2 separate regions of the Mus musculus genome follow, and region 1 is linked to region 2. A link is a loop called in an ENCODE intact Hi-C map of the cell type or tissue named here. Cell type or tissue: left cerebral cortex. All regions are shown on one strand. Links, peaks and the distances in the headings refer to the core of each region. The heading gives the core; the rest is flanking DNA. Region 1 has its middle 23 kb from the start of Rarb. Region 2 has its middle 160 kb from the start of Rarb.

The links. A loop is a pair of places that touch in the nucleus more often than their neighbours do. Peaks named below come from ENCODE experiments on the same cell type or tissue, not always from the same donor. Only the 100,000 strongest peaks of a DNase experiment are listed, where the experiment ranks them.
Region 1: it touches region 2 in a loop (2.9-fold over the local background); 2 of 42 quality-filtered maps call a loop at or near these places.

The regions. Positions count from the first base shown.
Region 1 is chr14:16,592,594-16,604,459 of GRCm38, reverse strand. It overlaps a transcript of Rarb not described here. Among named protein-coding and RNA genes, the nearest start is that of Rarb, 23 kb to the right of the region's middle. In left cerebral cortex, for the core only: no CTCF peak of the experiment used is centred there; DNase peaks (open chromatin) are centred at 5,049 and 6,180.
Region 2 is chr14:16,730,473-16,742,338 of GRCm38, reverse strand. It overlaps a transcript of Rarb not described here. Among named protein-coding and RNA genes, the nearest start is that of Rarb, 160 kb to the right of the region's middle. In left cerebral cortex, for the core only: no CTCF peak of the experiment used is centred there; DNase peaks (open chromatin) are centred at 4,349, 6,387, 8,477, 9,036 and 1 more place.

The sequences.
Region 1 (11,866 bases), core at 1,842-9,841, 140 kb after region 2:
AACTGAATGACCCAGCAGTCTCTCCAGCTCCGTTTGCTCAATTGTCAGCATGCTAGCTCAGAAAGTACAGAAAGCTATTTGCTTTGAAGTAGCTTCAGAAGTAAGGGAAGGGACACAGTCACTCCTTTCTAGGAGTTAATCTGATACCTTAACAGAGGAGTTGGCATGTTTCGTGGTCCAAGATAATAGTTAACATTAGAACATTTCCCAAATTATGATTAATCTTGCCTGTGTAGTTGGTAGCACAGGTTCTTTTTTCTTTAGTGGCACATCAAGTAAAGGTGCTTGTTTGGTTTCTTTATGAAAGCAATCTTTTACACTAACTCAGAAGGGCTTGACACTTGCTGTGTGGCCCAGACTGGTCTCAGACTTGCAGTAATCCTCCTCTCTCACTTCCTAAAAACTGGAATTAAAGGTGAGAGTGTGACACGTCTAACCACTGCTTCCTGTTTACATTCATGAGTATCTTCAATTTCACAGAAGGTCATGCTGCATATCACACATGATTATACATAACTGCTCTCCGGGACCGAAGGACAGAGTCTCAGAGGATGCAGGGAGAGGCACTTCTTCAATTGGATGGGCAGAAGTTAACAAAGACCCAGATGGGAACTGCTTGAAAGGTGTTTATGGTGATGAAGGGTTGTGATCTCATCACTAGGATTCTAAGACTCTTGAGGCTAGCCCAGGCTCCATAACAAGACCTTTCTCAAAAACAAAGACCTGCCTACTCTGGGATAAGAAAACAAATTTTGAAACCACATCATTAAGCCCCCTCATTTCTTATTCCATAACAACAGAAATGCAAAGAAAAGAATCTAACTAGTGTGATAAGGGATAAAGGAGAGGCACTTGCCTCCACCTATAAACTACACACATACCATTTGTGCCCTACCCAGTGGAACAGACCACTTCCAGCAAGGTCTCAGAAGAACAGACACATCCCTGCTCCTCCCAACGCTGTACCCCTTTGGTGAACCCAGCTCTTAATTTAAAACAGAACACTCGGAGTCACAGGCCCTGTGGTAAGCCTTCAGGATGACCCTCCTCTCAGTCCCAGGGCCAGGGAGCAGGCCTGTGCTCTCAGGAATGCAGCTATGTGGCCATTCCCCTGACCTGGCTGGTGTCGCAATGAATCCTTCCTTCCTCCTGCGTTATTTCTCTGTCTTTCCTCTCGAAGATTTATCCCACATGCCAACCTTTAGTTGAGACTTCTTTTGCTCAAGAAAAAAATAAACAAGCAAGCAGGAACTGAGTGGCCAGTACTGGGACAAAACCAAAAGGCATTTCCTGTATTTTAGAAGATTGCAAAGTTTCCTGAAGACAAAGAACAATGTTGCTGTAGCTCAAGTATAGTAATAAAAACCATGCCCTAAATTCAATTAGTAGCACCTTTTGTCTCCTTGCCCCCACCCCCCACCCCCACCCCGGCCCTGGAGAATTCCCTGCTCATGTCCTGGATTGCCTCCTCTTAGCTGGCTTTATCTTTGATTTACATTCCTGGTTTCTTCATATGTGTGTGTGTGTATATATATATGCTTTCTCCCATGCAAGTTCAGTGTTTAAGTTTTGCTCTCATAAGAAATCTTCATTACTTGGAACTTTCTGTCCTTTTCTCCCTCCTTCCTACTGCTTCATTCTTTCTGTTTCCTGTTTATTTCTTGTCCTTCATTCAGGATTCCTTCCCTGACTGTTTTCCTGTATGTCATGTCTTTTCACATCCCTTGTAAAATTATAACTATGGAGCCGTAAACACTCCGGGGATGGCAGGGTAGAGGCAGATAGGTGAGCAGCTCTGTCAATTGACACAAGGCTAGTGTCCAGCAGCTTACAGGTGACTAGCATCACTCTTAGAAGAGGTTCTGAAAAGGTACTCTTCTTTAAAGGAGAGTAGTCACTCTCCCAGAGTGAAGATAACATTGAAATAGAAAGGGGCTATGGATAGAGGCAGTGTAGTTCATTGGTTCTGCCCAGCCTACTATGTGCCAGACCTTAGGAAAGTTAGTATATGAGCCATGATAATGATACTATAGTACACTTCTCCAAAAGTAGTGGTGAGGATTCAGTGAGTTAGGAAAGTTAGTGTGTGGGTCATAGTGATGAAAATACAATACACCGCTCCAAAGATGGTGGTGAGGATTTGTGAGTTAGCATATATGTGTCTATGTTCTTAGAACAGCATGAGCTATGCATCCTGCAACTCTTGTCTTCATTTGTATGTATGGTATCATCAAGTTGGTACCAGACATATTGGAGTAGAAACTTTGACAGATGCCTGCCTCCCTCTCACACATGCCCACCCAGAGTCAGATCATGGAGAGGACCTCAAACAGGAACCCTCAATGGTTCATTCTGGGCAAGCAGTGGCATCTTCTAAGAACCTTCCAGCGCTAACACATGCTCCCAGTGCCCACCCCTAGCTCAACCCTCAGTGCCCACCACTAATACATCTCATCTCTCAGTGAAGTTCCCTAGCTCATCCCACAGAGCCTGTCCCTAACACACATCTCACTAACTGTGTTGGAAACTCAGAAGTAGGACTCAGGAGTCTTGACTTTTAACAAGCCCTTCACTTTATTCTGTCAATGCCAAAGTTTGAGAGTTGCCCTCATACAGTAGATGTCTTCTCAACAGACATCCTATCCACTCTATCCACTACACAGTGGCATATGTAGCCAAGGCTAGCCTCAAACTCACTACATAGCTACAGAGGGCCTTAAACTACTGACACTTCTTCTTCCACCTCTCCTGTGCCAGAATCACAACTTCTGCATAATATGGAATATAGCTGCACCCATTCCATGCTCTTCTACCCCAGTAACGCTAGGGCCTTTGTGTGCTCCATGTCCCATGAAGCATTTTGAATAAGGAAATAAGCTATTGGGGAAAACTAATATTTTTCCAATAAAGGACTGTTCATCACTTCATTTCCTAAGGTGGTAAATCACTTCTTTGAGCCCAAAGGTGTAACTCTAAAAGCAGATGACTGCAAATCATACCAGAACTGAGTGGGGGTGGGAGGGTAGAAAGGAGTGGGGAAAGAGATCATAAGAGTGTGTTCATGATACAGGCTTCTGACACAAGAGGGTCCCAGTACAGAGTTAAGTATTAGTACCTTTTATCTATCAGAATAATCAGGCCACAAAGTGCTAAGAAGAGACTGAGTACTCCTCCCTGAACAAGGTATTTTTCTAAATTCTTCACCACCCACACCAAGGCTCAGCTAACATCAAGGAAAGGGAAAGGCAGAAGGAATGTAAGAGCTGGGGGATAGGAGGTGCTGTGAGATGCTGCCCTCTGCCAAGACATGGCCATCACACTCGAGAACCCACAGTAGCTGTGCTTACCCACACACGACCTGTAGAAATCAAGTCAGCCAAAGTCACCATGGCTGTGGGAAGATAGCTCTGGGCTTCAAGCATGGCTGAAGAGCTAGCAGCAGGTTTTAGCTGTTGGGGAAGAAAAAAAAGACCTTTTTTCTCTGAGCACATAGCTACTAGAAGGTTTATGTTCTACTGGGTATCTCACATGCCTGCATGTATGGCCAAGAGTAATTGGACTTCAAAACTTACCAAAGAAAACTTGGCAGAGTCTGGAGAGATGGCCCCACAATTAAGGACATATACTGCTCTTGCAGAAGATCCAAGTTTAGCATTCCTGTTCTGCCATGGATGGATGGATGGATGTCCCACAACTGCCTAGAACTCCATATTTAGGAGATCCAATGCATATATTATATATATAATAAAATCTATTTTAAGGGGTTAAAGAGATGGGCTAGCAGTTAGGAACACTTGCTGTTCTAATAGAAGATCCAAGTTCAATTCCCAGCCCTCACATGGTAGCTCACAATCACATACTCTGGAGGGAGGTGGGGGAGGTGGGATCTGATGTCCCCTCCTAGCTTCGGTGGGCACCAAGGACTCAAGTGGTACACATATAAACACTTGGATACATAAAATTGAAATAGAGTAAAATTTTAAATTTTGGGGAGAATTGAAGAAAAATTAGGTAATGAATATGACAATATTTCATTATATATATGTATAAAATTCTCAAAGAAAAGGGGATCAAGAAAAATGTGTAGTATTAAAGAAAAATAGCCATTCTACCTATCAATACTTGTACAATAATACACATACAAATGGCCTAGCTTTAGTACACAGACACTATTTCAGAATCACCTTTATATGACAGTAGTTGTGAACAACAGGCCCCCTGTCTGAGAGTCCTTGGTGTACTTGGTTTTTATGGGGTCTGCTTATAGGTCCTCTGATCCATGTGTCTTTGGGGACTCCTCTGATCCATGTCAGCAAAAAGTATGAACTGGGACCCTCAATGCATTTAACAATTAACATCTGTTTGATATGTATCCATATGACACAGGCTTGCCCCAGTTTCTGTGGCTTACTTGGAGTTGTTTGGAATATAGATATCACTGCACAGATCACACCCCCAGATAAAATTCTGAAAGTGCTGGGATAGCCTCTGATGACCGTACAACCTGTGCAGCAAGTTGCCTGGTTATTACCTGAAAAATCAGTCCAGGTGTGAATACTGTGGTATGTGCTCTCCACCTCTCTGCCTCTCTCTGTCTTTCTGTCTCTGTCTCTCTGTCTCTGTCTTTCTCATATTCATAAACATATATATCACATACATATGTACCGCATAACCATGTGTATGTGTGCAGAGAGAGGGAGAAGGAGAGGAGGCTGGGGAGGAGAGAGAGAGAGAGAGAGAGAGAGAGAGAGAGAGAGAGAGAACCAGCCAACAAACTTTATTTACTGTCATTCCTATTGCCTTACAGAGTATGATAGGAACCAATCTACAGTCTCACAAAAGATGCCCTGTATATATTGAGTTGGCCTTGTAGTAAGAATGTATAAACTGGGCTCTCAGCTTCTATCTGTAAAAGCAAAGAGTGTGAGTGGTGGCAGTCTGCCCTTGTCTGCCAGGGGATTAGGCCTGCTTGTTAGCTACCTCTTTCTCTAGAGCTGCAGAAGGCCCGCTCTGACACTGCTCCCACATGACAACTGGCAGATTTTCTGTAGCGTAAAGTCGACATGCCTCCTCTCGATAGCACGTTCCTTTCTTTTTTGGGAGCCTGCCGTGGCAGGAGGTGGGCTGACATGAGATATATTTGGCACTTTGTCTTGTAACTTCTTCACCTGTCTGTGTTCTCTCTAGAAAAGAACCATTTAGAATTGGAACGGCCTTGCCAAAGGAGAACAGCTAGCCAAGTTCTGTTCATCCATAAAATTTAGAGAAGAAAAGGCAGTTGTATATCCAACTACATTTATATTTTCCCTGCATTTGCAGCCTGTTGATAAGCCCTGCTAGGGAGATCAGGAGGAATCAGGTGGGGGGGGGGATGGGGGGGGATGGGGTAAGGTGGGGTAAGGGAGCTGTCAAGGGAAGTTTGGCCAGAAAAGTGAAATGTGGTGGAGTGAGGGGCAGGGAACAGCTGCTCACCAGAGACCAGGAAGGTCACCCAGGCCACCAGTGAGTGGGGGCAATGCTGTAGATCATCTTAGAAGGGGTTCATCCTGACTGCAGGCAGGAGCACTAACTAGACAGTTTTAAGGAGCACACAGTGATCCTTAGAGGGCTTGCATCCTAGTTGCGTGGTAGAAGCTGCGCCTATGCAAGCTGCAATTTGTCTACAGAATTTAGAATTCAAAAGTGGAAGCCATTTTCCAAGGCTCCTTTGGAGATAATCTGCTCTCCACTGAGGTCTGTCAGCACAGATCCGTGTTCGGGTTCCTTTTCTGTAACTGTGCTCCCAGGAGACTCTTTAAAGCTCTTCCCTGGGGTGTCATACCCCTGGGCTACTGACTCCTTACTTGGTGCTACATTTGTCTATAGTAAAATGGCTGTCTGTCCCGTACTGGCTCTGAGGCTGTCGGGCCTGAGCTCTCATGTGCGCAGAAGCAACTCTCCCTCCAGAGGCAGATTTGTGTTGATTGTATTACTGCAGCAGGGAAGAGGGTGCTGTGGTCACTCTTCCTTCTCCTGCAAGCAACAATTAACGAGCAAGTGGCCCTGGCCATCACATGCTCAGGGTGTGACAAGCACCCTGGAAGTCCTTCAGATAAAGGGCCAGCTGATAGTCAAAGAAGACCTGACAGGAGGAAACAGGAATGACTCATGGGACTAGCAGGGAGGAATTCTGCTTTCTGGACGATTTTTAAAGTTGGCCTCATTTCAAGATCCCCTGGGGGCACAGAGCCTGCCTGCTGAATTTCAACCACAGGAGCTGGAGCTGAAGACTAGTTCTGCTTCCAGACTGGTTGCGACTCTCTGTCTGGTTGTAACAATGTTCCTCTTTCATTTGGAGCACCTTTAGCGGTTCCTCTGAGGAGGCAGGAAGAAGGTAGAGCTCAGGCAGCCTCCTACCACTCTTCCTGCTGCAGGAGGGTCTTGGTTTTGAAGGCGGGCCTGAGGGCTTCCCAGAGACTTGCCTTCCGATTTCTTCCCATCTCTGGGTCTTTTGATCACACATAGGATATCTTACTTCAGCAATGTTTCCGTTCAATCTCAGATGATGTCCCCTCCTTCCTGACAAAGAAGTCTTTGTGTTTTATATCAAAATAATCGCTGAAAATTAAGGCAATTCTCAGAAACACCACACCCTGCCCTGCTTTGCCTTTAGGAAATGAGAAATGAGTGTTAAATGTGTGGATTAGTGAAGTAAAAATGTATAATGAAATACTCTTAAGGGCTCACACCCCTAGGGAGCATCCCTCGCAGTTTCGGTTTTTTTGGGATTCTGTTGTGTTGACAGCTCCAGCCGGGAGAGAATAAGGCTGGAAGTTAAGGAAATGGAAAGGCATATTAGCCTCTTAAGTTTTATACATATGTTGGTTTTTAACAGTGAAATACTATAATTAATGAGACTATTTTCCAAAGATTTATTTTTTTTGCTGATGTTCAATAATATTACAGAAAAGCTGATTCCTAATTATTACATAGAGTATTGCATAAATTCTTCCTAATTAAAAAGTCTCTAAATTCTAAATAATCAATTTACAAAGACATATGGTTTTGAAAAATCCGGCATTTAATTTCTTTAGATTTATTAGTAATTTGTACCACAGCTAATTAATTATGGTTATAATACTATTGCAGTCACAGTAGAGCTTGATGTAATGATATGATTATAAATTCATTTTGATATGTCTTCTTTAATGTCACAGCATTACAATATACTTAGCTCTCCAGCCTATTCTTAATTATGCTTGAAAGCATTAGTTTAATGAGAGATAAGAGGCCTGGATAAGTATACCTTCAGAATTTATTTGAAAAAACTGCTTTCAACATGAAACAAATAAATCGATTTTTCCCTGGCAAAATGAAATTTGTCTTTGGTAATGAATTAGACAGAACAACCTTAAAATTAAACAGTGTTCAGAGTAGGAATTCCTATTAGCTCTGTGACAATTCAGAGAGCTTCTCATGAAAAAGTAATTTAACTGCATGAGGGAAAGCTGGGAAGTACTACTGGATGTTCACAGTGTGTGGCAAAGGTGTTTTCTTTTGTGTCTCTATCCCTTTTGTTGGTGAATTTACACACATTGTTTTTAATCTACAATTTTCTTTTAGATCATAACCAAGTTTTTGTTTGAAGTTGAAAAGAGGATTTCTTTTCTTTTTTTAATTAGGGTCAGAAAATGTCACAGGTGTCTTTCATTGGCTAGAGACGCATGGTCCTTCTGAAATGTCTGGGGACAGAAAACTATCAAGAAAGCTAAATAATATCCTAGGAATTTGTGTCACTCAGAGTTCAGCCTACCTTGTGTACACATGTCTTCACATTCAGACCTCCAGAAGGGGATGTGACTACGGATGGAATCCAGGCACTAGAGGCACTGGGTAAAGCCTATCAGGCCGTTAGCTGCCCTGCATTTCCAATCATAGGGGACCTTAGGAGATGGTCCATTCATAAAGGTGAGACCCTCACTGATGGGGTTAGCATCTTGTTGAGGAAACCTCTAAGAAGGAAGGCAAAGCATGAAGATTAGAGATCAGACCTCCAGAACCCATGAGAAAGCCAGGCACAAGAGCATCTGCCTAAAACCCCAGCACTTAGGAGGTAGAGACAGGGATCCCTGGAGCTCACTGGTCTTGCAGCCTGGATGATTGAATAAGCTCCAGGCTCTGTGGGAGAGCCTGTATCAAAAGAGTAAAGTGAAGAAAGATTGAGAAAGACACCTGACATAGACCTTTGGTGCACGCTCATGCACACACACACACACACACACACACACACTCACACACACAGAAAGAGTTATACACACATACTCACAATAGACTCTTATGCTGAAATTTTTTTTTAATATATATGTTCTTTAACTAAAAGTAAAGTGAAGTGGCACTAAATATTTGGATTTGTAAATTATAGACTCTTAGGAGAAATGTGTTTGAATCTGTGTGTCCGTGTACTGTTCCTGGTACAGACTCCTGAACTCCAGGCCACAATTTCTAGACTGGTCCATCACTATTAACTACAAGAGCCACATAACCACCAAGTAGCTCCCATTATTATTGATAAAAGTTACACTACTACACCAAGGGGAAAGAAAGGCCACCATCAGGCTTTTAAAAAGCCATTTCATAGATCAGCCTTCACAAAGACAGATGGCATCACTAAGGCACAAGAAGAAAAGACGTGCCCAACTTTACAAGGTATTGGCACTGTTAATCATAGTTTGAAATATTGTTGGCATATATCTTGGAAAATACAACACCACTGCCACATTTCCAGTGGGAGAGGTGACAGTTTTAATGCTGAGATACACTGATAATCCCAAGCCTTCTCCTCCTCCATAAGAAGTAGATCACACAGTCATGTGGGCAAAAAGCCCAAATCCTAAAGTACAGCACTGTGAATTCCATGATAAAGACATCAGAGCCTCAGTAAGTAAACATCCACACAACATATGTGTACATTTGCTTATGTGAGGGCACACTGTCATATACTACTATCTATGGCTTTTTACATTTGGTTTGTATGAAATGTTATAAACTTATATTATGTAAAAGTTTAAATAACATGGAAGGGCTGGTAAATAATTGGGCTTCTGTTTATACTTCTTAGTTATCAATTTGCATTTGCTTCATTTTTAAAGATCTTGTTCTCTCTCTCTCTCTCTCTCTCTCTCTGTGTGTGTGTGTGTGTGTGTGTGTGTGTGTGTGTGTATGTACACATCTCTCTCTGTGTGTACACATATGTATGTGGGTGCCTGAAGAGGCCAGAAAAGGAATTTGGGCCCTTCAGCAGGAAGAGCTTAAGTTTCATGTGGTTGTGAGCCACACAACATAGGTACTATAAACTAAAGTCAGGCCCGTGGCAAAAGCAGGAAGTGCTCTTTACCATGGAGACATCTTTCCAGGCCCTCCACTTATAATAATAATAATAATTATTATTATTATTAATTTTCATTATTTCCTTTTTAAATTTTAGTGCAAGTCTCACTATGTCCTTCAGGCAAGCTTTGAATTCCTGAGATAGCCCAGGCTAATCTTAAACTCAGCTTCCTCCAGGTTCAGCCTCTCAGGTATTAGGTTACATGCATGCTCCAACATACCTAGTCAATTCTAATTTTAAAACATGGCATAATAAATATAAGAGTTATGCAGATTGCTAGATTTGAGCATGTTTCCACATTTCTCTGTGTTCACCTCCCCACTTCTGTGACCCGGCCATGACTCATGCATTCCTTCCCATCTTACAGTAAGGAATATAAAGCTGGTACAAGGGCCAGACTGCCCTCACCTATGTACAGCCACAGGAAAGTGTGGCCTTACATCATATCCTTCTGGATTTTGAACATGATGGCTTTATAGTTGGACATGTATACAGACCTGATCTAGAAGGACAGAGTTTCCCATGCAACGTAAGCATCATTGTTATGGTTTATGAATACATACAATATACCTGGGTAGCCTGCCTGGCCCTTGGGAAAATTCTTTTCCCTCGACTTCAAATATTGCCTTAGTGACTATGGAAGATGCACTGAGCACTCTCCACTTAGGCCTTACTAAAAATATTTTTGTTTTATTCAATATAGAAATGCACCCATTTAAAATGTTCTGTCTCCTAGCCTTTCTTGCAGCTAGGGGCAGCCATATATGTAATATGAACTACATTGTGTGGAGAAAATCACTGGGTGGCTTCTGGGGAAACTGCTTAAGTTGTTGAAAAGATGGAGCTGAGAAAGGAGAGGAAAAGAGAAGGGAAAATGCCCGTAAGTAGTCCAGAATCTATACTTACCTAAAACAATGTGACTAATGGATTCAAGATAAACGTTGTTAGATGGAGAATTTCACCAGAAAATTAGACACAGTTTTTAAAAACAGAAGTCAAAATTCTAGAAATTTAATATATAACCTAAAACAAAGATCTCAGAGTAAGGTTAGAGATAAGCAGATAAGCCCCAGCTAAACAATGAGGTAAAGAACTGTAAGAGAGGCCAGGTGAGCAGATAAAGGCCTAGGTGCAGCAAGATGAGGTGGCAGGGTTGGGAAAGAGCAAAGGAGGCATAGAGAAAAACATCTATTTTCATATTTGAATTTCCAGAAAGACAGGAAGACCATCAAAGAGGAACTACTGCACATCCTGAGGTTGATGCGCCACTAAAGTGGAACCTGAACTCCAGGCCTGTTCCTCCAGCACTAATGGTCGGCTCTGTTCTGTGAGAGAGGCTGGACAGAGTGGCTGCCAGTGAACTTTGCCTCACCTTCCCATCCAAACCAAAGCAATCCCAGCAGATGAAGCCAGGGCCATGACCCCAGCTTAACATCAGAACCAGAACCAAAATGAAAATTTCAGTTCTGTGATTTAATGTTTTTAATTTGTTTTGAAATGAGAAGAAACTATATCCCAAACCATGTGACCATCCTAATGACTTTTTCAGATCTCTTATAAGTCCTGACGGCTGCCTGGGACAGCTTGCTTTGAATGCTGGGAGAAGCCCTGGTGTTTCCATTTCTTTTTCTGAGAAGTTAGGCATGGTCTCTATTAAAACAAAAGGATGACAGTTTTTGCAGACTGTACATTACTTGGAGAAAGGAAGCAGAGGGTGAGGGAAGGAAAGAAAGAGATGAACTTATGTTTCCCAGGAGCTGGTTATGCCTGGAAGAAGCAACTTAAAATGTTACTGCGCCTTTCAGGATTTCTTTTTCCTGGCCTTTCAGAGGCTGATGAGAAGTGGGAGAGGCCCAGTCTTGGACCAGGTTGATCCTGCTGCAAATTGCTATTGCTTCAATGGCTTGGTTTAGATTTGAAGGAAGAGGGAGGCATGGTGTTTGTCAACATTTCATTGGTGTCTTGAATTGCTGACCCTTTTTCCAGTGGTTTCTGTTAGCTCACACTTTCCAAGGACCCCTCTCCTAATGAAATGTCCCAGAGCTTTCTTTCCACACTTTGGAGGGGCCAGCCTGCTGCTTGCATTCATTCCAGTAAGGCTGACCACGGGCACACACACATAGGTACACATGTTCAGGTGAGAATGCTGCCCAGTAGGGCTCATCTCCTTCAGGCTATGCAGCCACCCAGGATCTCAAGTGTCTGGACACATCAAACAAGGGAGAACATGGCTGAGGCAGCTACCTGCGTTTTTTAAGGAACAGGGAAAATTGGATCAGGGTAAAATTTGAAATTCTGCAAGCTCTCTCCTTTTTATTCATCTCTGGAAAGTGAAGAGGAACCTTTGAGTGGGTGCTTAAACTTTCTGAGCACCTATCACCTCCAAGTTCCTCAGGATGTAGAATGGCAGAGGGTGGCAGGCAGACCCAAGAATAACTACTTTGATTTTCAAATATTGCTAAAGGAGAAAAGCTCACACCCCAATCCCATGGCAATGTG
Region 2 (11,866 bases), core at 2,245-10,244:
TGGGAGTTGATGCAGTTATTTCAATAATTACTTACTTTTATAATTACTTCATTAGAATACTAAATGTGTTACTTCAACAAGGAAGATCTTTATCTCCCACACTTTTAGCTGTATTGGAATCCACATCCTCCCACAAAACTCTCTCCTGTTTGGCTGTGCCCATTTGCTGTTGATAACCATGTGTTAAGTACCTTTTCTGAAAGGTTCTAGGTCTTTACAACACCAAATTTGAAGGGGAACTCGCTCTGGCGTAGGTATAAACACCAAAGAGAATTTCAATGCATTTCTACAAGGTTGGGGGCAAATTTTTTGCATCGGACCCAGTTTAGGAGGGGAAGAGAGATCCTTCTAGTTGTTTAAAATAGAAAGAGATTGGAGGCAGAGAATTTGGTATCCGGTCTAGCATTTAGTGCTGGGCTCTTTCCTGCTCTTTGCATTCCTCAGCCTCTCCACCAGGGAACTTGTTCCTGGGACTGATCTCTGTATGCAGTATCTTCCCTTAGGCTCTGTGAGCAACCTCCTCTTCCTTCAGACTCTTCTACTCACTTCCTTATTTATAATTAAGACTCTCATTTCCACCCTTGTCTGATTGGTTGGCTATGGTACTAAAGGTCCAACCCAAGGCCTCTCAAAGGCTGAGAAAGCTATGTGGCACACTCTCAGCGCTGCAGCCAATGCTGAACTGTACCCTAAGTGCTGCGCCCCTGCTCAGCTTCACCCTCAGTGCTGTGCCCCTGATGAGCTGCACCCTGAGTGCTGCACCCTCAGCACTGCACCCGTGCTGAGCTGCAACCCCAGTGCTGCACCTTCAGTGTTGCACCCGTGCTGAGCTGCACCCTCGGTGCTGCACCCGTGCTGAGCTGCACCCTCGGCGCTGCACCCGTGCTGAGCTGTGCCTGTGCTGAGTGGTTCCCTCAGAGCTGAATCCGTGCTCAACTCCACACTGAGTCACTCTAGCACTTTTACTACTGCCTATATTTTTGCTTTTCCCTTTCTGGTAGCACCTTAGTTTTAAAATAAAAAAATATTTACTTAATACGAGTCTTGTTTTATTCCCTCACACTGTAACAAGAGAGCTCTGCTTTTGGGTCTGGCTTTCTCCCCTCATGAATCCCAAAAGCCTAAGCAAATGCCTGGAGCATAAATGGCTCTTGGCAAGCATTCACACTCTGAAGTCAGAGCTGAGGAAATGTGGGTGAGCCGAGAAAGTGTATGCTTCTGGACCAGGGGTTGGATGACACCCCGTGCTGAGAACTGCTTGGTGGTATCCTCACAGAACCAGGTTTATAGTGCAGCTACACAGGCCTGTGGGGGTTTCTTCATCAGCCAGGAGGACTTCCTTTTGATTCCCACCTCCCCAACCAGGGAGGACAAGGTGGCAGACTGCAGTGTTTACATTTTCAACTTCTCTAAGGTGTGTGAGGCAGAGGTAGGGGTTGGGGAAGTCCATCTAGCCAAAGGGTTAGAATGACCCAAAGGATGGTGTCACTCCATTTTCAAGTGAACGACCTGCCACTCACATAGTCACTGCAGTAACTTTAGGCTTCCTATGTAATTCACCTAGCCATGCTTCCTGCTTGCTTCATTCAGTGTCATCTCTGAGGCCTGACAGTAGAGCAGCGCTGTAGAAACAGCCTCCAGGAAGGCTCGCTTCTGTGAGTAACAGAGTAGTGGCCTCAGCTCTCCGGAACATCTGGACTTGAGAAAACCAGTCAGAGCTCTGAGGGCAGCAGCTCAGCATGGCCATCACGCCCAAGCTATGAAGGTCAAAGAATAGGAACTAATTTCCTTCAATATTTTGGATCTGACCGCAAGTAGAAGTTCTTTGGGTTTTTTTGTTGTTGTTGTTGTTGTGGTTTTTTTTTTTTTTTTTTGGTCTTCCATGTCAACCTGACAGGAGGCCACCCAATTGCCAGCATTAACATGTATTGTCTGACACTTTAGAGGTACCCACTGGAGTCTGTGGCTATCTATTTAGTCTAATATGGTTTAGAATCCATTTGATTTCTCTGAGTCAAACCTACTGTCTTCCTGATACACATTATTAAGAAACAGAAGTTCTAAGTTATGGATTACTATTCAGTAAGAGCCAAGTGTGTGGCTGTGGCCTTGGACTGGGTTATTCTACCATCAGATCAACACAGACATGTCTAGCTCAGTTTGTAAATGGCATATGGGACCCAACAAGACCAGAGACCTGGCCCATAGGTTGTGGTGGGGAAAGTAAGGTGGCTCTCAGTGACTTTACTTCCTGGTAACTATCAGAGTAGGTAGACTTCTCTCAGCCTGCCTTTCTTTCAGCTCGCTGATAGAGATGACAGAATCCGAATCCTAGAAGGGATCCCAGAAGATTGTAACTTTGTCTCCTCCACATTCCCTATCTCACCACATGTGCTTTAATGAATAAACTCCACTTTCCATACTGGAGATGCCCACGTGATAATTGAATGACCATAGACCACACCCACTGAGGAACTAAGCATTGAGTCTAACATGAGAATCCCAGTATCTACTACTAACTACTTTACTATCTACTATAAACTTTTCAATAGGCCTTCTGAAGAACACAGCTGGGTCAGCAACCTGCTTCCAGAGGGCCATCCAAGTCATATCTAGATGCTTGGAGACTTAAGAGTAGATGGTGTTTTAGGCCACTACACTTTGAGTGTACATGAATGGGTAACTTATCTAGGCAGTGCTCTAAAACATAAGTTCCCAGGCACCTATAAGTCCATGTATACAAAAAAAGAGAAGACGTCCTCAGGAGGCTTGGTAGAACTACTCAAATGCACACTCAGGAAGTTCCAGGAGCACAGGCCAAACTCATATTTGACAAATAAATATATACACTGGTATATATGTATATAGTATGTAGATGTATTTGACTAGTAGATGTATACACTGATATGTATGTGTATAGTATCCATGAATATTTGACTAGAAGATATATTCACTAGTGGTCCCTAGAGTAGCTGTATGAGACAGGTGCCCAGAGTTCACTCTCCTTCACTTCATTCACACCATCCCTTTGGTTTTCTGCTGCATCAAGGAACCTGTACTGGCTAGTTTTGTGTCAACTTGACACAGGCTGGAGTTATCACAGAGAAAGGGGCTTCAGTTGGGGAAATGCCTCCACGAGATCCAGCTGTAAGGCAGTTTCTCAATTAGCAATCAAGGGGGGAGGTCCCCTTGTGGGTGGTGCCATCTCTGGTCTGGTAGTCTTGGGTTTATAAGAGAGCAGGCTGAGCAAGCCAGGGAGGCAAGCCAGTAAAGAACATCCCTCCATGGCCTCTACATCAGCTCCTGCTTCCTGACCTGCATGAGTTCCAGTCCCAACTTCCTTTAGTGATGAACAGCGATATGGAAGTGTAAGATGAATAAACCCTTTCCTCCCCAACTTTCTTCTTGGTCATGATGTTTGTGCAGAAATAGAAACCCTGACTAAGACAGGGTTTCTTTTGGATAGCTGGCAACATTGTCCGTCAGTGTTCACAGCCAAGTGTGAGTAGTCATCCTGAAGTGAGCCTTCTTAAAGTGATGGTTTGGCAGGAGAGCTTGCCTTGTGCTGGGGATGGGCTCTGGCAAACTCTGCTAAGGAGGTGTGAATTGGCAAGGCTGGGTTAGCAGAGTGATGTGGGAAGAAAAAAAACTTGGTCAACTTCCAGGTCCTCTACAGGGAAGACCCACTGCTTGCTTGCTTGCACTAGCCAGAAATGTGAACAGAAATGTACATAGGGACAGGATGTGAGAGTTAGTAGGATCTGTGGCCATTGGATGTCACTCAAGGGGAGTAATTGAAATGATATACTTTGCTACATTGTCAAGGATCAGGTGGGCTGGGCTAGAGAGGGTAGCAATTAAGGGTGTCTGTCAGGTGACATGTCAGGCTAGATAAGAGATTAGAGTCAAGGTAACCATCCCCTCTCACAGATGAGGCCCCCTGGCTTAGAGAGGTGAGCCAGCTTGGATGACAGAGCCAAAGGAAGGAGCCAGATTCCAGAAGCTAAGCTTCACATTCAACAGCTGACATGAGCTTGGAAAACTTACCAAAACACACCAAACCTTCAAAGTCAGGACTCAAAATCTCACTAATCCCTACCCTGGAAATCTCCACCCTAGAAAACTCATTTCCCCCCTCCCCCCTCCCCCACCCCCACCCCCACCCCCCACTAAAAACAAGAAGAAGAAAAAAAAAAGCAAAACAACCTACCTCAGCCTGTCTCCTTGCTCAATTCCTGCTGCTTCTCCCTGAGCAGAGGCAGCTACCCTCTTCTCTCCCAATAGTTTGCTGTACAGTGTGACTTTGTGGTATTCTTGGCTCCTGGCTGCCAGGATACCTTTTACTTCAGAGCTATGACTCCCACTGGGGAAACCTTCCCCCTCAAAGCTGCAACACCTCCCTCAGGGAAGCCTTTCCTCTCAGAGCTGTAACCCTTAAAACAAGTGTGACCACCAACACACAGACAAATATACTCGCACATGTACACACATGCACAATAACACAGATGCATATGCATGCACACACACATGCTCTTTCTCTTCTCTTCTCTTCTCTTCTCTTCTCTTCTCTTCTCTTCTCTTCTCTTCTCTCTCTCTCTCTCTGAAAGCTTTTTTTTAACTCAGATGCATTTTCTACCATCTCCATAGTTTCTCTTTTCTATCTCTGTTTTAGTCTGAGTCATTGGTTAACTACCCATAACTACCCAGCCCTGTTAACCATAAATCTTAATCTCTTTCTCCATTCTTCTATTACTAAGTTTATTTTTGATTGCTACATTAACATATAAAATGTGTACATATTTGTAGAGTTTTCTATGATCTTTTAATATTTATGCATGCTGTTCATATTGTGTAGTGTTCAGGTTCAAGTGTACCATTCCCAACTACTCCCTCAAATTTTTTGTTGGTTCATTGTGTTATAAGCATTTGAAAATCCTGTCTTCTAGCTTTCTAAAATACAGAACGTGATTATATATAGTCACCCTCTCCTCCAGTATGAAACTCTCTTTCAAACTCTCTCTATTCTGTTCTAAAAGCATATCTTAAGTGCTTAGACAAGAACCTCAGGATTACAAAAATTAATTTAGCATGCATTAAAAAGTGAGTGTGGGAAGAAGAAAGTTCTCACATTTTAACAAAAATGATAAATTTTTAAATATAAAATTCTCACTTAACAGAAGTGATGTCTCTTGTGTCCATGTTGATAAAAGGAGCAAGTTCAATATATAAGCACATTTCAAATCTAGCACAAAATTGTCACAGAAATTCAAGCCACAAGTACTACAGAGCAAGCTAAGGGACATATGCCATTGAGTGGTGTCTTAGTCAGGGTTTCTATTTCTGCACAAACATCATGACCAAGAAGCAAGTTGGGGAGGAAAGGGTTTATTCGGCTTACATTTCCATACTGCTGTTGATCACCAAAGGATGCAGGACTGGAACTCAAGCAGGTCAGAAAGCAGGAGCTGATGCAGAGGCCATGGAGGGATGTTCTTTACTGGCTTGCTTCCCTTGCCTTGCTCAGCCTGCTTTCTTATAGAACCCAAGACTAACAGCCCAGAGTTGGTGCCACCCACAAGGGGCCTTTCCCCCTTGATCATTAATTGAGAAAATGCCTTACAGCTGGATCTCATGGAGGCATTTCCCCAAATGAAGCCCCTTTCTCTGTGATAACTCCAGCTGTGTCAAGTTGACACAAAACTAGCCAGTACAAGTGGTAAATTTTGCTTGATCCAACTCTTTGTCACAAAATGTCCCTATGATTTTGCTGTCCATCAAAGTCAAGACACAGCCACATTACCCCTATTGAGCCTAGGGTGGGAGTCAGGCTAGTCTGTGAGGGATGTATCTATTCGTGCCATGATTGTCTGGGGTTTCTCCAATGGAGATGCTTCCTGACCCTCAGCTAAGCTCCCTACAGTAGAAATGATGAAGAACCAAAGTTGTCTTCAAATAGAATCCATCACCCAGCAACATTTACCTCTCATGTGCCCAATATTGAGACTTCTGCTCTCAGGCTTGATACAAAAATAGGAGACATGCTCTTTACCCTTCCTTCCTTTTTCTTTAGCCTCCCCACTGTGTCTCAATTGTGGCCCATCCATTTCTGATAGGAGGACAAGACTCCTCTGTTGCTTAACTCCTGGAATAATCGTCCCCAAAGTCAAGGACAGAAGTCCACTTCTCTTCCACCACTGAAGCCATACAGCCACAGTGACAGTGCACCCAGCCCCAGTGAGCAGCAGAAGGGCCCTTTGGGGTGTGCTGTGTCTGGGATAAAGCTATCTTCAGAACCAATGTTCAAATATTCCACCAGCTCCACTAGGTTTCTCAGTGTGTCTGACTGCATATTCTCAGTGAAGACTTCTGACTTGGAAACTGTGAGACAAAATATGTGTATGGAACAAACTAAAAATAGTAGCAGACACTTGTCAAATGTTTGGGAAAGCTGGCTATGTTAATGCCCAGCTCGCCAACAGAATTGTTCCATGTACTTGCTTTGCCTGCTCATTGCAGTCACAACATGACATGTCTGAAAAGGATGCACAGCCCTAAACCAAGTCACTGGCCCTCTTTTCACTTGTTATTCTGAGAACAGTCTAAGTCACCCTGGCTGGTCTTGAAATCACTCTGCAGCCCAGGCTAAATGTGCTAGCTGATAGTTTTATTTTGTACTTGTTTACATTATTCGACAAGCCCCGGGTGTAAGGAGATTTGGGTCAGCAGCAAGGCATGCTCTCCTTTATTAAGTAAGCCTCATCCAAAGAGGGCTCTGCCCTCCTATCTCGCATCTGCTCAGAGTCATTTCACTGGACTTCATTAAGCCTGAGCAATTGTACTTTCCCCTCACCCCTTTCTTCCATGGACTTATTTAGCTTTACAACTCAAAAGATAATTGCTCTATTAACAAATGTTTATAGCATAATAAAGGAGTGGGAGGAAGCAGGGAATTGTTTTCCTCTCTGGGACATTCCTTTCTGCTTCCTGGAAGCACTGCAGAGGCATGACCTGAGCCGTAAATAATATTTTGGAAATAAACCAAAAGATTCATGTTTTAGCGACTCATCAACATTTCTTCCACAAGAGACCAAGAGACCCAAAGGCCCTATGAAGAAGGGAATCTCGGGAATTCCTGGAGGCTGAAAGGATGTCACCACTATTCTTAGCTGGGGGAGAAAGCACTGGCCTCCCTGGAAGGTTGGGGTGATTCTTCAGCTACACTATAGCCTACAGAAAACCTCCCACCTACTCGTGAGTTTAAATACAGGAGAACTTTTTAGAGAATGCTCTCTAATTCTTCAGGCTGATGAAATATGGTGCTATTCAAAGAAAGCCCTGCTTTAAGGGTGAGTTTTAATTTATCTTTTACCTAAGAATGTAACTGCTTTTAAGATAGAGGGATGAAGAAGTAATGAGATCAAAAGGGATCATTAGGGTAGGTCCCAACCCACTATAGTAGCTGTATTAAAAACTGAGATGAGTGCAGGCCTACACAGGAGTGAGACTATGTGCAAACACCCTAAAGATAACCTATAGTTCCAGGGGGAGGGGGCAGCCTTAAAAGAAACAACCTTGTTAACACATTGATGGTGCACATGGAGAACCATGGGAGTCCCCAGACTGTAAAGCATTGTTGGATAGCCATACTACACTAAATAGCACACTGTATTCCAGACACAAGTCACATGCCCTCAGCACTGAGAAGATTCACTTCCTGTTCAGATATAGTCATATCTGTGGGGTCATATATCCCCTTGGTGGCCTTTCCTCTCTCTAGGACATGGTCCCTTTAGCATTGGAGAGTGTGAACGGCTGTCTGTCCATCTGCTCAGTTCTCTGTTCCCTCGTCCTCACTGCCTTATTCTGCCCACATCACTCGCCACAACTCAGTGGCAATGCTTTCCTTTTGAATTACATATGAAATTATGCCATCTCAACCCCTTCCCCACCTCTGACCCCCACATTTCTTACAGCTCATTTCCACAGCCCTGTGTTGATGGCTGGGGTCTCACTGCTCTACTGTGAATCACCCACATCACCCTTAAGCAAATGTCCCTTCTGAATCTCTGTTTTCCCTCCTGAAACATGAGTAAAACTGCCCCTCTAATCCCTCCAGCATGATTATGCAAAGACCCTAATCTACCTGCCCAATAACGTGGCTTGAGTACACACAGATGTATGCAGAGCTGCCTCTGTTCACACTCTGAAAGCCTAGCTCAGCCCTAATACACAGCAGAGCATACTCTGTAAAGTGCCTTGAGCAACAGCCTGCTCTTGTACCAGCACAGCACCTATGGCTGAAGACAGAGCTCTGTATTTGTATTTTTAAGTGCGCCAATATGCTTGACCTGCTCTTGAATATCTCGTCTTAACCTCAGAGAGCTAAGTGGAAATTCGAGAACCAGATGCTAGTTTGCTTGACACACACAGCTTGTTTGCACCGTCCTCCAGCCTGTTCTGCAGTTTGGAAAATAACTACAGAAGCCTCTGAGGTTGTTAGAAGGGAGCTTCACCTGCCAGTCTGGGCTGCACGATCGCTATAGCAACAGAACATAAATCAAGGAAATGGCCCCTTTTGTAAGTTGGTTAATAGGCACAACATGCTTCTTTAGAAAAGCCCACCATTCTTTCAGTAGAGTGTGATGGAAAGTCAGCCTTCTCTTCAGACACATTCTCATTCACATCTAGTAGCAGCTTGTATGGCCATCCGCAGGCTAATTTATTACCCTTTAAAGATCCGGGGAGAGAAAGCGGCTCTCAGAACAATGTTTACATTCAGAGGCACAAGCAGAGAACGACAAAAGAGTGTCCTTTTGTCCCAAACTTGGAATATTAATCTTTAACCAGGGACTTTAACTCCCCCCCCCCTCTTGCAGGGCTTCCCTCATTCCCACTCCTCAAAATTTTGCCAGTTTGATTTGAGATTGTTTCAAACATGTGGGAAGAGAAGAGGGAGGCTCCTTCCTAGTATCTCTCCAAACCCTGATAGAGATGAATCGTTTCTCTCACCACCCCCAAGCTTGGAGGATGCTCTGCTTTGAGACAGCTGATAGGAGTTGGTTCTCGTTCCCCAGTGGGAGAATCTGACTAATTAACAAGAATCCCAGCGTGCTCTTCACTGAAATGCTGGGAGGCAAGGGTCACCTAATGGTGAGCTGGCCCTTATCCCACCAAACCCCTACCCTGAGTGACACCCCTACAAGCCTTCAAGCACAAAGGGAAGATGGGGCACACTCAGCACTTCTTCCAAGTGGATGGAGTCCACCACTAAGTAAATGGTGAGCATTCCTCAAGTAGGGAACCAGATCTGTGTCCTGCCTTGAAGGTAGAGAAGGAAAACAAGCAGAAGCAAAAGAAACGAAAGCTTTGTAGTTTTTCTTTCTTTCTTTTTCAGAAGGAGATTGTGAGATGAAAAAGTACTTGTGAATTGAGAGTAAACATGCACTGCTCCTTGGAGCCATCTTTCTCAGATGGAAGCCTGGAGTAAGATTTAGATTAATGCCTTCCCCTTTGCCTTCTTAACTCCTCAAAACCCCAGTCTTCAGAAGCCAGTCCCTTCAGAAGCTGCCTTCTCTTTGATATGGACACCTGCCTCCACCAGCAAAGAAACACTGGAGAGACCTCAGTTGCTTTTAAGTTTGCTGTACCTGAGATCTCCCTTTCAGCCCACGCTACTGTCCTAGGACAAAGAATGACACGTGGCCTGTTCAAGAAGGGTCACTTAGCCCTCAGCTAGAATTCACAGAAAACACCTCTGGGGTCTGAAAGTTTCCCCAAATGTAACATAGACCAAGAATAGTGTGTCAGAGGGCCCCCAAGAGCCATGAGGATAAGGATAGTGGTGGTGATGATTGGTGGTGATGATGAAGATAGAAACTTAGTAAGAGAGACTTCCCAACACTGTCCTTTACCACCGATAAAGATCTCATGGAGATAAAAGATTGGCTCTCTCAGTTATTCAAAGTGACAGCTGGTTGGCCCTCTATGGTAATTCCCAGCACAATCCTGTATTTATTTGCTAACGTCATTACTAAAATATAGGCAAAGTGCCAAACAGACTCAGCCCAGCTCCTTGCTAGCTCAGCCAGGACTCACCTCTGTATGCTGTGTTCCTGAATGTGAGTGAGGTCATAGTGGCAGCACTCTTGCAAAGCCATCTAGAGAAGTTAGAGTTGTGTAACAGGCAATTCAGAGCAGTGTGAGCACTTCCAGGATCCTGGTAATGTTTGCAACAGTTTTCCTATATGGCTGATATTGTGGTACTATCAATATGGTTGACTATGGGAAGAATGCCTCTTATCCAACATACAACAGAACATTTTTAACATTCAAGTAACATTATGTAGAACCCTGAGCAAAGAGAGAATTGCCCAAAGCTAGAGCTACTCTATCAAAAACCCCACAGGCAGAGAAGAGCTGTCTAGTAGAGATGCTAGTCTTTTGGCCTAGAGCCCGTGGGCTAGAGATCTGGGAGCTCCATTGCATCTCAGCCAGGTGGGCAGAGATTTCTCAGGTTAAGCACTTTTGCTAAAGAACTGTTTTCTCCCATTATCATCCCTAGTCTCAACAGACAGCTGATGTAGTTGCATCTCACATTCTCTAAGGCTATCCACCTTCCTCTGAGTACGGTTTGTTCTGTGGGATTTCTTTATTCAGCAAGGCTCATGTTTTTAGCTCCTATATAAAACAGGGAAGGTGAGCAGAGAATGGGTCCCAAAGAAACCTCATCCTTGCTTCCAGAAAGAATTTCTCTGAAAGCCCTCTGAACAGACTAGAGCTTAACCAACTTATTAAGTGGAAATAAAAACAAAAGGTTGAAGGAAAAGTCAAGAATAAAACAATCTGATTGTGTTGGTTCGTAGAAATGAAAGTGCTACTGAAGAGCAAAAGCAAAGGTGATGACTGACTGACAACTGGTGTGGATCCCAGAAGCACACAGGGTCTTTTTCTCCCAGAAGAGCAGCCCATGTTCCACACTGCTGTTTTGCTCTGTGTGTGCACATGTGTGTGTGTGCACATGTGAGTGTGTGTGTGTGTGTGTGTGTGTGTGTGTGTGTGTGTGTGTGTGAGTGTATGTTCTTGTCTCATTTTATAACTGTGGCTGAACACTGTGTTGCAGAGGGCTGTCTGTGGCCAGTTAGCTTCATGTTAGTCTGGGCCCATTATGAAGCTGAGCATCATAGTAGAAATATGTGTAGATGGTACAGTGTTCACCTAATGTTGGACAGGAAGCAGATTACAGGGTGAAAGTGGCCATGGTCACTTTCATGGTCAGGTTCTATTATCAAATTGATGCAACTTAGACTAACCTGGGAAGAAGGAATCTCAATTGAAGAATTGCCTTAGTCAGATTGGCATGTTAACATATCTATCAGGATGTGTGAGGGCCCATCTGTGGCTAGCTCCAGGTGATCCTCGCTTTGTAATAAAGCTAGAAACCTAATGCGCTGCCAACTGTATTTCTGTTTCAGTTCCTGTCAGGGCTCTTGTCCTGACATCCCCTTGTAATGGACCATGACTTTGAAGTGTAAGCCAAATAGTCTTTCCTCCTCAAATTGCTTTTGGTCATAGTCCTTATCATAGCAGCAGAAAGCACACCAAAGCAGTCTCCAAGACCAGTGACCTATTTCCTTTAGCTATGCTTCATCTCTTAAAATTACAGTCTCCCAAAATAGTGCCACCAGCTAGGAACCAAGTATTCCTAATCTTAAGTTTGCAGTGGAGGTAGGAGGATAGGGTGGTATTTCATAACTATCCTGGTTTCATTTAATTGACAAATTGCCTATACAGAAAAGTAACTTACAAGAGAAAGTTTCATTCAACATCCAATTCCAGGTTATAGTTCATTATTGTGGGAAAGTCAAAG